3 separate regions of the Homo sapiens genome follow, and all the other regions are linked to region 3. Evidence: chromatin contacts called from ENCODE Hi-C or POLR2A ChIA-PET data. All regions are on one chromosome and are shown on one strand. Each heading gives the region's core, a stretch centred on a gene start or an enhancer-like site at or near the end of the contact. The rest is flanking DNA. Distances are from core to core; before and after follow the strand shown.

Region 1 (3,842 bases), core at 1,343-3,842, 6.0 Mb before region 3:
GTTAAAACCCTACCCTCATGGACTTCCATGGAGGTTACTCAATGCCCTATGGGTTTGCCTTTCTGCTTCCCTTCATTCTTCACATAAACCCAGTGCTTTCTCTTCTTCCTTCATTCTTCACATAAACCCAATGCTGTCTCTCCAAAGTACAAGCCATGCCCTGACTGAGACCCCTCTGGGATGTTCTGTTCCTTCCAGGACACAGTTTAAGCCCAGTGACATGGGGAGACTCCAAGACACAGCTCATGCCCAACTTCAAAATCTCTGCTTCCACTATGTGCCTGAGCTCTCCTGCCTTGCGGGACTCTGCGTGGCTCTTGGAGCTCACCATGTGTTTTGTCTTGGGCCTTGGTCATTGTATTATTCAGGGAAACAGAATTTCTCTAGAGAAACAAAACCAATAGGATGTATGTAGATAAATAAGAGAATATTTATAATGGGAGTTGGCTCACTCAATTATGGAGGCTGAGAAGTCCCACAATATGCCAGCTGGAGCTGGATAACTAGGAAAGCTGGTGGTGTGGCTCAGTCTAAGACTGAAGGCCTGAGGAGCAGAGGGGCCCTGCTGTAAGTCCCAGAGTCCAAAAGCTGGAGAACCAGGAGTGCAAATGTCCAAGAGCAGACGACGGATGTCCCAGCTTGAACAGAGAGAATGCAACCTTCCTCTGCCTTCTTGTTCTATTCTGGTCCTCTATGGTTGGATGATCCCCACCACACTGGTGAGGGTGATTTTCTTTACTCAGTCTACCAACAAGAAATTTACCCAGTCTATTCAATTCAAATGCTAGTGTCTCCTGGAAATACCCTCACAGACACCCCCAGAGAGACTGTTTAGCCAGCTATCTGGGCATCCCTTAGCCCAGGCAAGTGGACACATTGAAATTGACCATCATGCTCATGCCACACTTCCCTAATGCATTTCTACCTTCTTAACTCCTGCTTTCCCTGGAGGTCTCCCATTGGCTGTCATCTTTCTCTGGGAAGCCTCCGGGACTCTTCTGTCTGTGCTTTGTGGCATTTCTCTGCAGTCCCAGACTTTGCTCCCTTTTCTTTACACGGCACTCACCCTACTGTATCCATCTCCCTCCCACCACCTTGCTAGTGCCTGCACAGAATGGCATGCAAAGGTTTTCGTAAAGGAAAGTAGAAATTCACAAGTTCAAGCTAGGATTTGAATTCAAGCTGTCAACTTTCCAAATTCATAAGACTTTTCCATTCTCTCAAGACGCTTTTCTGGTTGGGAAAAATTCCGGTAGGCAGACAAGATGGGGAAGATTGTTCCAGTAAGGGAGGAGGGTGTTCCTGGGAGTCCAGCTTTGAAATCACAAATGAGGAGGTTCCCTTTGAAGGACAGGAGGAGACCTGCTGGCCAAGGCGTGCTATGTGCTGAGGGAACAGTCTTGGCTGGGGAGCATGTTGTGTGCCAGGCAGAGGAGGTAGCAAAGTGCCCCTGAGGCAATGGAAATGACTGGAGCTCTTGCAGCCGAAAGGGCATCACGACAGGTGCTTTCAGGGGAGATTAACTTGGGGATGAATAACAGGGTGACTGAAAACCAGAGCTTCAGGGCCTGCCTAGGCAGCCCAGGAGATGAACAGTGCCTGTTGACAGCTTGCTTCCTGTGTCGGCCTGAATGCATGGGTTCTGCTCAGATCTACTGGCTCCTTGCTTTCTTGGGAGAGTGAATTACTGCCTCATGGTCTCAGTTTCCTCATCCGTAAAATGGGAATGGTGGCAGGGCGTGGTGGCTCAAGCCTGTAATCCCAGCACTTTGGGAGGCTGAGACTGGTGGATCAATTGAGGTCAGGAGTTTGAGACCAGCCTGGCCAACATGGTCTCTACTAACCTGTCTCTACTAAAAATACAAAAATTAGTCAGGCATGGCGATGGGGCATGCCTGTAATCCCAGCTACTGGGGAGGCTGAGGCATGAGAATCTCTTGAACCCGGGAGGCAGAGGTTGCAGTGAGCCGAGATCATACCACTGCACTCCAGTCTGGGCAACAGAGTGAGACTCTGTCTCAAAAAAAAGGTGGTTGGGGTGGGGGAATAGTGCTAACAGTCCCCATCTCCTATGGTGGCCATGAGGAATCTGTAAGATCACAGAAGCAGAGCACGCAGCAAGGCCTCCCTGGCCCGGGAGTGCTCAGAGCTGGGATCCCAGTGCAGGACGAGGAGGAGGAGGATGGGTGCCCTGGCTACAGGTCCTCTTGCACTAGATTGAAAACGGGGCCAGAGAAGCAGAGCTTGAGAGACGCTGGGAGAGGGAAAGTGAAACTGATGGTCCGGTGGGTGAAAGGTAGTGAAAGCCCGAAGTGCAGTAAACCAGGGATCAACATCTCCAGCCAAAAGGCTCACCCTGTGGTCTCAGCGCCACCTGGGCGTCAGACAGATGTCTGGAGAGACGGCTCTTTTATTCTGAAACACCCCTCCAACTTTTTTTTTTTTTTGGTAATTGTTTGTTTTGCTTTCCATTTAATATAAGGAGTTTTCTCCTTTACAAAAGTTCTTTTTGTTCTAAATCAGGCTGTAAACAGAGGTGCTACCACAAGGACCGGAAGCAGAGACCACACTGGTGCTCAGCTGGGTTGCAGGCTCTGCCTGGTTTCATTGTCGGGGAAGCCACCAGGCCTGCCCCCAGCCAGCGAGATGTCACGCATGCAGCCGGGTGTCATCCCCAAAACTCCCGGGAAACTCTCGGGGCACCAGGGCAGGAAGAGGCTGACGTCAACTTTAACTCCGGGGACTTCAAACGAAACTTTTAGAAATGATTCCTTTGCCCTTTACTTGGTGACGTAATAAACTGATCTTTCTCTGAAAAGATGGGCCGATTTGCTTCAAGGAGCTCATTTCATGAGGAGAAAATACACACAAATATATATATATATATATATATATTTTTTTTCTTTTTTTTTTTGAGACGGAGTTTCCCTCTGTCACCCAGGCTGGAGTGCAGTGGCTCAATCTCGGCTCACTGCAACCTCAGCCTCCAGGTTCAGGGGATTCTCCTGCCTCAGCCTCCCTGAGTAGCTGGGATTACAGGCATGTGCCACCACACCTGGCTAACTTTTGTATTTTTAGTAGAGACGGGGTTTCACCATGTTGGTCAGCTGTTCTCGAACTCCTGACCTCAGGTGATCTGCCCGCCTCAGCCTCCCAAAGTGCTGGGATTACAGACGTGAGCCATCATGCCCAGCTATATATATATATATATATATATATAGAATTTTTTAAGGAAACATTGCTGCTTTGCTACAAAGTATATAATAATGTAAACTGGACTAATACGATTCCTTCCTCCTTTCCTTGGAGAAGTCACAGACTTTTAGGATTGGAGAACGGTTCACATGCATGTGTGTGGGGCAGTTGGTCAGAGCTGTCCATTATGAAAGGTGCTTCTAGAATACTTGGGGAATGTGGGAGCTAGAAAACAGGTTGTTATTAAAGGAATTGAAATACTCCCACTTGAAATGTTCCCATTTTCTCTGTAAAGGAATTTCTTGAGCAAAGGAAAACTCTACATCCTCTGTCTACCTGAAGTTCAAAATTAGTGGTGTTTGGTTTTAATAATTTTAGTAGTTGATGACAAAACAACGCTCTCTGCTGTCCTCTCTGTCACATCTAACATGATGTGAATGAGGCAGTCCCTGATGTGAGATGTGCTGGGTTTTGCAGGGGTAATGAACATCGATCTGTGTGTTCCATCGACTCCTTCTTTAAACTTGTATCTCAGCACTTAGCCTGTGTCATAATTGTCTGTGCAGAGGTCAAGGATGGGCTCTTATTCATCTCTGTGTCTCAAACCCTGTGCCTGACACATAGCAGTTCCTCAATGAACATTTGCT
Region 2 (4,030 bases), core at 1,029-3,528, 6.6 Mb after region 3:
TCCTATTTGACTAAACCCTGCTTTACAGAATCTTCACAAACCACTTGTTAGCCTACTCATGCACCAGCCTTAAAAGTATTCATACTTTCTCAAGGTTTAGTCTTATCAAAACTGAACATTCAGCCTGGGCAACATGGTGAAACCCCATCACTACAAACAATACAAATATTATTAGCCAGAGTGGTGGCCCCTGTCTGAGGTCCCAGCTACTCGGGAGGCTGAGGTGAGAGGATCACTTGAGTCCCAGAGGTCGAAGCAGCAGTGAGCTGTGATCATGTCACTGCACTCCAACATGGGCAACAGAGGGAGACCCTGTCTCAAAAAAAAAAAAAAAAGGCATAAAACTTAATATTCCTTTCCCTTCAGTACTTTTCACAAAGGCATAGCTTTTCATTTTGTAAAACCATACCACTGATGAGACTCGAGGCAGAGGCAGTGTCAAAGAAAGACGTTTGGATCTTCTTTATAAAACGACGTTCTCCATTTTAAAATCTGCTGAAAAAATTGTGGTATGCCCCTACTTCTCCTAATATGTGCCTTATATTTTAAGTCCCTTGAAATCAACAGAATATATTTTCTCTTTCCATACAGTCTAGTACCTCAAGCTAATCTTTGGAAATGAAACGTAGAAATCAAATCTAAAAGGCATGGCTTCAATAACATATTCAAAAATGAGTAACATTTAAGTGGTGTTACTCTAACTAAGAAAACTAAAGATTTCAAAAAAAACAAAGTTGCTTAGAGGCAACATGGTAAAGTGGTAGAGAGGACAGGCTTTGCAATAAAAGACAATCAACATTTACTGAGGACTTCTGTGGCAGGCACTGCCAATTGCAAACAAAATTAACATTTTTTGAAGACTTACATGCCAAAACAATGCAAGTTGTTTTCATTTACGTTTAATATCCTAAAACAACCTGGTAAAATATTTTTAACTTGACTAAAAAATTAAAGATTTGAAAAAAAACAAAGTTGCTTAGAGGCAGCATGGTAAAATGGAATAGACAACAGGCTTTGCAATCAAAGATAATCAACATTTACTGAGGACTTTAGCAAATAAAATTAACATTTTTTGAGGACTTACATGCCAAAACAATGCTAGTTGTATTCACTTACGTTTAATATCCTAAAACAACCTGGCAAGATATTTTTAACCATTCTCAATTTTTCACAGAAGAGAAAAATCTAGGTTAAGCCACGTAATTTACAAAGCACTAGAATGCAAATCATGTGCCTGAGATTCAAAAGCTGTACCTTTGTTCATTACACCTGAACTCTTTCCCTCCAGATTTCAATAGTTACTTGATAGCTGTGTCAACTTGGATCAGTTACACAATTCCTTGAGCAGTTTTCTGCTCAAGTCTATTAAAAGAGGAAAAACCTCTAAGAAAAAAAAGATTGTGAAGATTAAAGATGCAAATCTCCTAGCACAACTGCTGGCATTTAAGAGGCACTCAACAAATTACAGAAACCTTTTCACCTGAGTGCCAGAGCCAGCGCTCTTTTAAAATTCGATTCGAGTTCTTGAAGACAGGGACCTTTTCTTGTTCATCCTTGTAACCCTTTGTGCCATGCCTGACAGGCACATGCCTTTTTTCCCTTCTTTTCCACTCCTAAATGTTAAAACATATACCTTATTCACTTCGTATCTCAGTAAGCTTTAATACCTGTAGAAACATATTGGTATTTTTACACTTGATAGACAAGTAGTAAGGAACGACGGCTGTCAAGATTTCCCTTTATACTTATTTCTATTTCTCTCGAGTGTGCGAATATTTGAGTTTTTGCAAAATATCAACTAACATCTTTACTTGACCTACCTCCTTATTCATAAAGCCTTCCTTAAGATAGTTTTCAACCTCAGGTCTCAAAGATATCTTAGGGAAAATAGACATTTTTCCTGTTGTTTAGTTCTCCACCAAGAGAAATGCTGGAAAACGGTGTTTTGTTTTTTTTTTTCTTTCCGAATTAATAGTGACGAGTGTCTTGACACCAGATGCTGAGGAAAATCTTGCCGATCACGCTGAGTTAATTTCGGAAATGCAGAGGTACACGCTTTCTCAAGCCTAGCCGATTAGAAGGGGCTGCCGGGCTTCCACCACACCTCATCGAGGCAATGTTTTCTGGTAGAGATGCTCATGGAAATCACTGAGCCAATGCCACTCACGTTGCAAAGAACCAAAAAAAGAAAAAAATGCTTAGTAACTGAATCCGTGGTGAAACGGACGCAGATCAGTAAGCCAGGCTGACAGCAGCTCGGTCCCTTTATCTTTTCTATCAATTTCCAAACACGCGCCCCCTATTTCTCGGCGGAAAGTCGCTTCCGGCTTACGTCACGTCCGGCGCCTGCGGCCCACCCCTCCCTTTCCGGTCCCCCAATCCACAGCCGCAAGTTTCCCCAACACTGCGTTACGCTACGCCACGCCCCCGGAGGTTCCTAACCCTGCGTGAGGCTCTTTCACCTGCCTCAGGTTAAGTAGGCAGACCCCGCGGGCGGGATGGTCAAAGATATTTAGTTCCCGGTACCGGAGGGCTAGGTGCCAGGGGCAATGGGGAAACAGCCAAATGGCGTGGGTTGAGTGGAAGATGTTGCTGGACTGAAAAAAGGCACAGCCCAGTTGCTGTCCTGCCAGATGTCCTCCAGTTAGAGGATGAGGCCAGAATTTGGGCGCATCAGCCACCGTTTGATTTCATGACATGATTTTACCTCTCTCAGGCATACAGATCTGACTTCAGTTGTGAAGTTCATAGGGTTCATATTTTTGAAAGTTGGGCTAATGGTCTGTTAATATCCAATGCTCAGGTAAAACTTAAAACCCACAGACAGTGTTTACAGTTAGTTATAAGGCTAACTGCTACTTGTATCATAGTTGACATATTCTTTAGAGTTTGGAAGACCCTCGCCATTATTTTTTTTTCTTTTTTTTCATCATAAGCAGACAAGGATATAGATTCAAAGAACGAGGATATCTAACCAAACTCACTGAGTCATTTTATAACTGTACAGGAAAGTCAAAATAATTCTATCACCTTGACATATGTTTTTTGCAGCACACCATGGTAATTTACACATAAGTATAGGAAAGGGTTTTTTATTGTTTTTTTCTCTTTAATTTTCACACCGAATTATACACACAGACACACACACATAGAACAGGTACTTTCCATGACACACCAACTCTTTACCAGAAAGAGTAGAAAATAATGAATGACCATTATACCACACAACAACCTGCAAGTTGTTTATCATTTTCTCTGCTCTTTTTTTTTTTTTTTTTTTGAGTCTCTGTCGCCCAGACTGGAGTGGAATGGTGGGATCTCGACTCACTGCAACCTCCACCTCCTGGTTCAAGAGATTCTCCTGCCTTGGCCTCCCGAGTAGCTAAAATTACAGGCATGTGCCACCAGGCCCAGCTAATCTTTGTAATTTTAATAGAGACGGGGTTTCACCATGCTGGCCAGGCTGGTCTCAAACTCCTGACTTCAACTGATCTGACTCTCTAGCCTCCCAAAGTGCTGGGATTACAGGCGTGAGCCACCACGCCCAGCCCATTTTCTCTGTTTTAAAGAGTAAATCAAGGTTCCTAGGGTTGAAACAACTCTCCATGTTCTCACAAATAAAAAGCCAGGATAAAGACTAGTAATTTGGCTTCTAGAGCCAATACCTTGTCCTTGACCATAGCATATTTCTTCAATAAATCCATGAGATTCTTTCATGGCTAAAACATCTGAAAGTGATAAATGTCTAAATCAGACATTTCCAAAGGAATTTCTGTAGCCTGAATTTCATGGTGACCATAGCACCACTGATGGCTAGAATCTGTATTTTAGCGATAAAGGAGGAGAAACAAGTTGAACTACATTTTAAACTCCACAAGGATAGAGACTTTATCACACCACTATGTACCCAAGCCTAATCCATAATGGGCACTCAAATACTTACTGAATGACTAAATGAAAAGATGGATGAACATCTCTATAAACTATGGAAAGAAAATGCTGATAAAGCATTTGCCAGAAATTACTTCAC
Region 3 (3,870 bases), core at 483-2,982:
AACACCGTGATTCACCTCAATACACGTTTGTTTTATGTCGACTTAAAAAACTGAGCACTAAGTGATATTTAATAAAATGCTAAAATTCTTATTTCAATAACTTCAAGCTTTAACAGCCAAACTTTTCATCTAAAGTGTTTCCAAAAGTTTTTCAAGTCCAAATACAATTTTAAATAGGTCCTTTCTCAAGATAGTGAGGAGAAAAAGTCGTGATCTTTTCACTGGAATCCGATTAGCTGTTACAAATTAGTTTGCTGAATACAATTATATTCAGACTACCCTTAAAAGGAAACCATGCTTTAAAACCACCTTCCTAGCTCCCAAAATAGTGTCCTGTCACTTGAACTGTATATTTTATTTGGTATTCTAAATACATTCTGAACTTCCAAAAGAAAGTAAAACTAATTTACTAGAAGTACCAATGGAGTGTATTGGGGGGAAGAGGGCACAAAAGGGGGTGTTTCCCTTTTAAAGACATTCCCTTGCAAAGTACCATATGGATTATGTATGAAATCCCAATCAGAGTGCTCCGAAAACACTCCAGTATGAGAGAATGCGGTTTTACCTTTCAATTCTCTTATTCAAAATGCTGTCAGGACAGAACAGCACAGGAACACTATCTCCCAGTTTCTGACTTTATTTTTTAAAGAACATCCTTAGTATAAAGGACGTATTAAGAACTGTTAGAAATTGTACCAGCTCACAAATGAGGAGACTGACGATGTTAAGGAACACCTAAGAACTATGGAAATGAGATAAAGCGTCAGCGAGGGTTTCACTTTGATCTGATGCATCGTTTCGTGTCGTGTAAGTCCTCTAAGATGAGCAAGAGAGCTGAAGGTCCGATCACCCCAGCGTGGACCCAGCTGGCTCTGCTCTGCCAACCTGGGGACCAAATATCCTGTGATCACTTCCTTAGTCCAACAGTCCTAGCAAGAAGAGAGTGCTTGGCGCCTTGAAGAGGTGAAGGTAAAGTGAAGAATCAACCAGCCTATGTGATTAAAAGGAAGTCAACCAAACAGCCCATGCCCACCATCCCCAGATACACCCCAAGCCCCTTCCCCTACACATACCTCTCCTACAAACCCCTGCTCTGGTGGTGTAGGAACCTCTAAACCCACCACACTTCCCCGACACAACTCCCCTTCCCACAGGTATCCACGGTCACCTTCGCGGACCATCGCTGCCCCAACCCCAACTTCTCGCCCCACACTCCCTCGCCACAGAAGCCTTCCCGGCCGGTCTCCCCACTCCGCAGCCTCCCACACACGCGCCCTCCCCACTTTCTCGCCCTCGCTTCCCTCCCGGCTCTCGAGGAGCTTCCCCCGACCTCCCCTCGCTCTCCTCCACGCCCCCGAACACTTTCGCCCCTCCACCGCGGGCTCCCCGCCTCCAGTCTCGAGGCCCGGCCCAGGCATGTGGGGCAGGCACCTCCTCCACCGCCCCCCAAGCATGGCCCGGCCCGGGGGCTCCCGCGTTGATGGGAGCCTCGGAGACAGGGGGTCTGAGGAGAACGACGCCGGACCCGCGGTCCCTCCACTGCTCGCCGACCCCGGAGAGCTGGAGTGTGGAGTCGCCTCTGGGGTCCCCCAGGGAGTAGGAGTCTAGGCCGGTGCCCCCCAGCCCCATTTCCTCCCGATCGTTGGAGCGGAGGGGAAGGAGGATCCCCGGGACTCACCTCGAGCCTGTTGTCAACATTAGCCCCGGGTTTCCCAGCACCAACTCCAGCGCTCGGGCTCTCCCCTCCCCTCCCCCCACCTATCTCGCAGCCGAGGGCCCGCCTTCCCTCAGCTCCCCCTCCTCCCTCCGCCCGCCAGCCCTCCCGCCCGCCACTCACCAGCGCGGCCGGGCTGAGAGTGGGGGCGGGGCGGAAGGAGGCGAGAGGGAAAAGGCCATCCGCGCGACTGCCCGATTAAAAACAGTCCTGATCGTCTTCCCTGCGGCATGCCGATGCCCTCAGCTTGACTCTGGGGTGGCGGGTCCGGGGCAAAGGCTCATATGAGTGCCATTCACTTAACAGCTCTTTCAAATTCCCCAGTCGATGAGAAGAGCGAATTTTTCAGACTGGCAATACGTAAGGTAGCCACTACCAGCACCTCAAACCAGGGCCCCAGCGGAGGGGTGGAGTGTTCCGAGGACCCGAGGCAGGAAGTGGATTGGTCGCCAGGAAAGGGAAAGCGCCTGAATTGGAGCTGCGCAGGCGCAGGCGCTTCGCGGGGGATGGGGGTGGGAAGCGCGAATGGGGCGGGGCGGAGCTCACGGGAGGCGAGGAAGTGTGGTGGAATAGTGGGAGGGTTACGGAGCGCCATTAAGGACAAGCCCGGCCACGTGATTCTCCTGGGCGTTTCCTGGTGCGAACCTAAGGAAGAGGTCTAAGAAGAGAAAGTTTGATTGGACTAATTCGAGGGGAGACGTTGAAGATTTAGAAAATTGGAAACTGGAGAAACTAAACCATATGGCTGGTTTGGGAGGTGGGAGTCGCTTAGGAATGGGTCTAGTCTTAAGAATGCCCTAAAAGACATCGAAAGTCCTGCGGGGGGATTTCCAGAAGCACTTCTAGGTGTTCGACGTAAAAACCACCCAGGGCGAAGAAGAATCAAGGCTTTTTCCATACACTTCTTAGAAAGTACCTGGTTCTAGCAAGCAAACTTTTAAAAATTACAGTGGCAAGACTTCCCTGAGTTATCAAATCACCCATTTTAAAAAAAAAATGGCTAGCGTCGACATTTCTTCTGAATGCGAACCCAGGCCGACTTTCAAAAATGGGTATCAGTTTATCCACACTGCTTATTTCCTCCTGAATTGCTGAAATGGTGCATCTGGCCTCGAAACAGTACTGGGTTCTGCCAACATGATCCGAGTAGGTGGCTCTGGCTGGTCCGGAGCTAGAGGAACAAGGGTGCGAAACTGGTCTTGACGTTTGCTTGACTTGAGGGGGCCCCACCTGGTGCCCAAGCCCACGTAATGAACTACTACCAACCACAAATACTTGAGGCAAGTCCAGGTTCCCTATGACTCAACCTTTGCCCATTTGCCTCTATTTACTGTTTGCTTCCCCATTTACTCTTAGCACGCAAATTATCCTCTCATACTGAGTGTTGCTGCTTCCTGTATTTAAAAATATATATTTTTTATACACTACACATAGGTCAGTCATTTAAAGGATAGTGAAAGAGAAAGATGAAGGCCGGGCACGGTGGCTCACGCCTGTAATCCCAGCACTTTGGGAAGCCGAGGCGGGCGGATCACAAGGTCAGGAGTTCGAGACCATCCTGCCTAACACGGTGAAACCCCGTCTCTACTAAAAATACAAAAAAAATTAGCCGGCCGTGGTGGCACGTGCCTGTAGTTCCAGCTACTCCGGAGGCTGAAGCAGGAGAATGGCGTGAACCGGGAAGGCAGAGCTTGCAGTGAGCCGAGTTTGCGCCACTGCACTCCAGCCTGGGCGACAGAGGGAGACTCCGTCTCAAAAAAAAAAAAGAGAAAGATGAATACTGCTATTCTGCAGCATTGATAAACAATTATGAGAACTGCCCCAAATACCATATTGGTGATAGCCACCCACGCTTCTCTTCAAGGTTTCCTTTTCCCATTTCATGGGATTACCTTAAGAAGCTTTACTTCTGGCTGGTGCGGTGCCTCATGCCCGTAATCTCAGTACTTTGGGAGGCCGAGGCTGGTGGATCACCTGAGGTCAGGAGTTCCAGACCAGCCTGGCCCCAATATGGTGAAACCCAGTCTCCACTAAAAATACAAAATTAGCCAAATGTGGTGGCGAGCGCCTGTAATCCCAGCTACTCGGGAGGCTGAGGCAGAAGAATCACTTAGAACCCGGGAAGCAGAGGTTGCAGTGAGCCGAGATAGCGCCAC

The links. A loop is a pair of places that touch in the nucleus more often than their neighbours do. ChIA-PET counts read pairs that join two places held with the same protein, here RNA polymerase II (POLR2A). Pooled maps may share reads with other maps.
Region 1: a pooled map shows a loop between it and region 3 (7-fold over the local background). The contact joins the enhancer-like site here to the promoter of UPF2 in region 3. A Hi-C loop is called at or near these places in 1 of 37 single-sample maps with no recorded cell type and 3 of 50 pooled maps. POLR2A ChIA-PET finds 5 or more read pairs at or near these places in 2 of 52 experiments (OCI-LY7 and activated B cell).
Region 2: a loop to region 3 is called in a map of CD8-positive, alpha-beta T cell, with 34 times the contacts of the local background. The contact joins the promoter of NSUN6 here to the promoter of UPF2 in region 3. A Hi-C loop is called at or near these places in 1 of 168 maps with a recorded cell type or tissue (CD8-positive, alpha-beta T cell), 1 of 37 single-sample maps with no recorded cell type and 7 of 50 pooled maps. POLR2A ChIA-PET finds 5 or more read pairs at or near these places in 1 of 52 experiments (naive thymus-derived CD4-positive, alpha-beta T cell).

Annotation. Positions count from the first base shown.
Region 1 is chr10:6,048,624-6,052,465 of GRCh38, forward strand. The region is part of intron 1 of IL2RA (interleukin 2 receptor subunit alpha); the gene reads right to left. Among named protein-coding and RNA genes, the nearest start is that of IL2RA, 12 kb to the right of the region's middle. RefSeq lists enhancers at 2,002-2,381, 2,392-2,521, 2,612-2,881. Within about 2 kb of position 2,593, at least 31 of the 41 ENCODE cell types and tissues checked have a DNase peak (open chromatin) inside an H3K27ac peak, as active enhancers do; they include OCI-LY7, where a contact is called at or near this core.
Region 2 is chr10:18,649,309-18,653,338 of GRCh38, forward strand. It overlaps NSUN6 (NOP2/Sun RNA methyltransferase 6), which reads right to left and starts at 2,279. Exons shown (of 11, transcript NM_182543.5): 1 at 1,821-2,279. The coding sequence starts at 1,895. RefSeq lists an enhancer at 2,419-2,518.
Region 3 is chr10:12,041,077-12,044,946 of GRCh38, forward strand. UPF2 (UPF2 regulator of nonsense mediated mRNA decay) reads right to left here and starts at 1,733. Exons shown (of 22, transcript NM_015542.4): 1 at 1,679-1,733. LOC105376416 (a long non-coding RNA gene) reads right to left here. Exons shown (of 3, transcript XR_930666.2): 3 at 2,723-2,885. RefSeq lists enhancers at 641-730, 1,901-2,150 and silencers at 1,251-1,300, 1,321-1,460.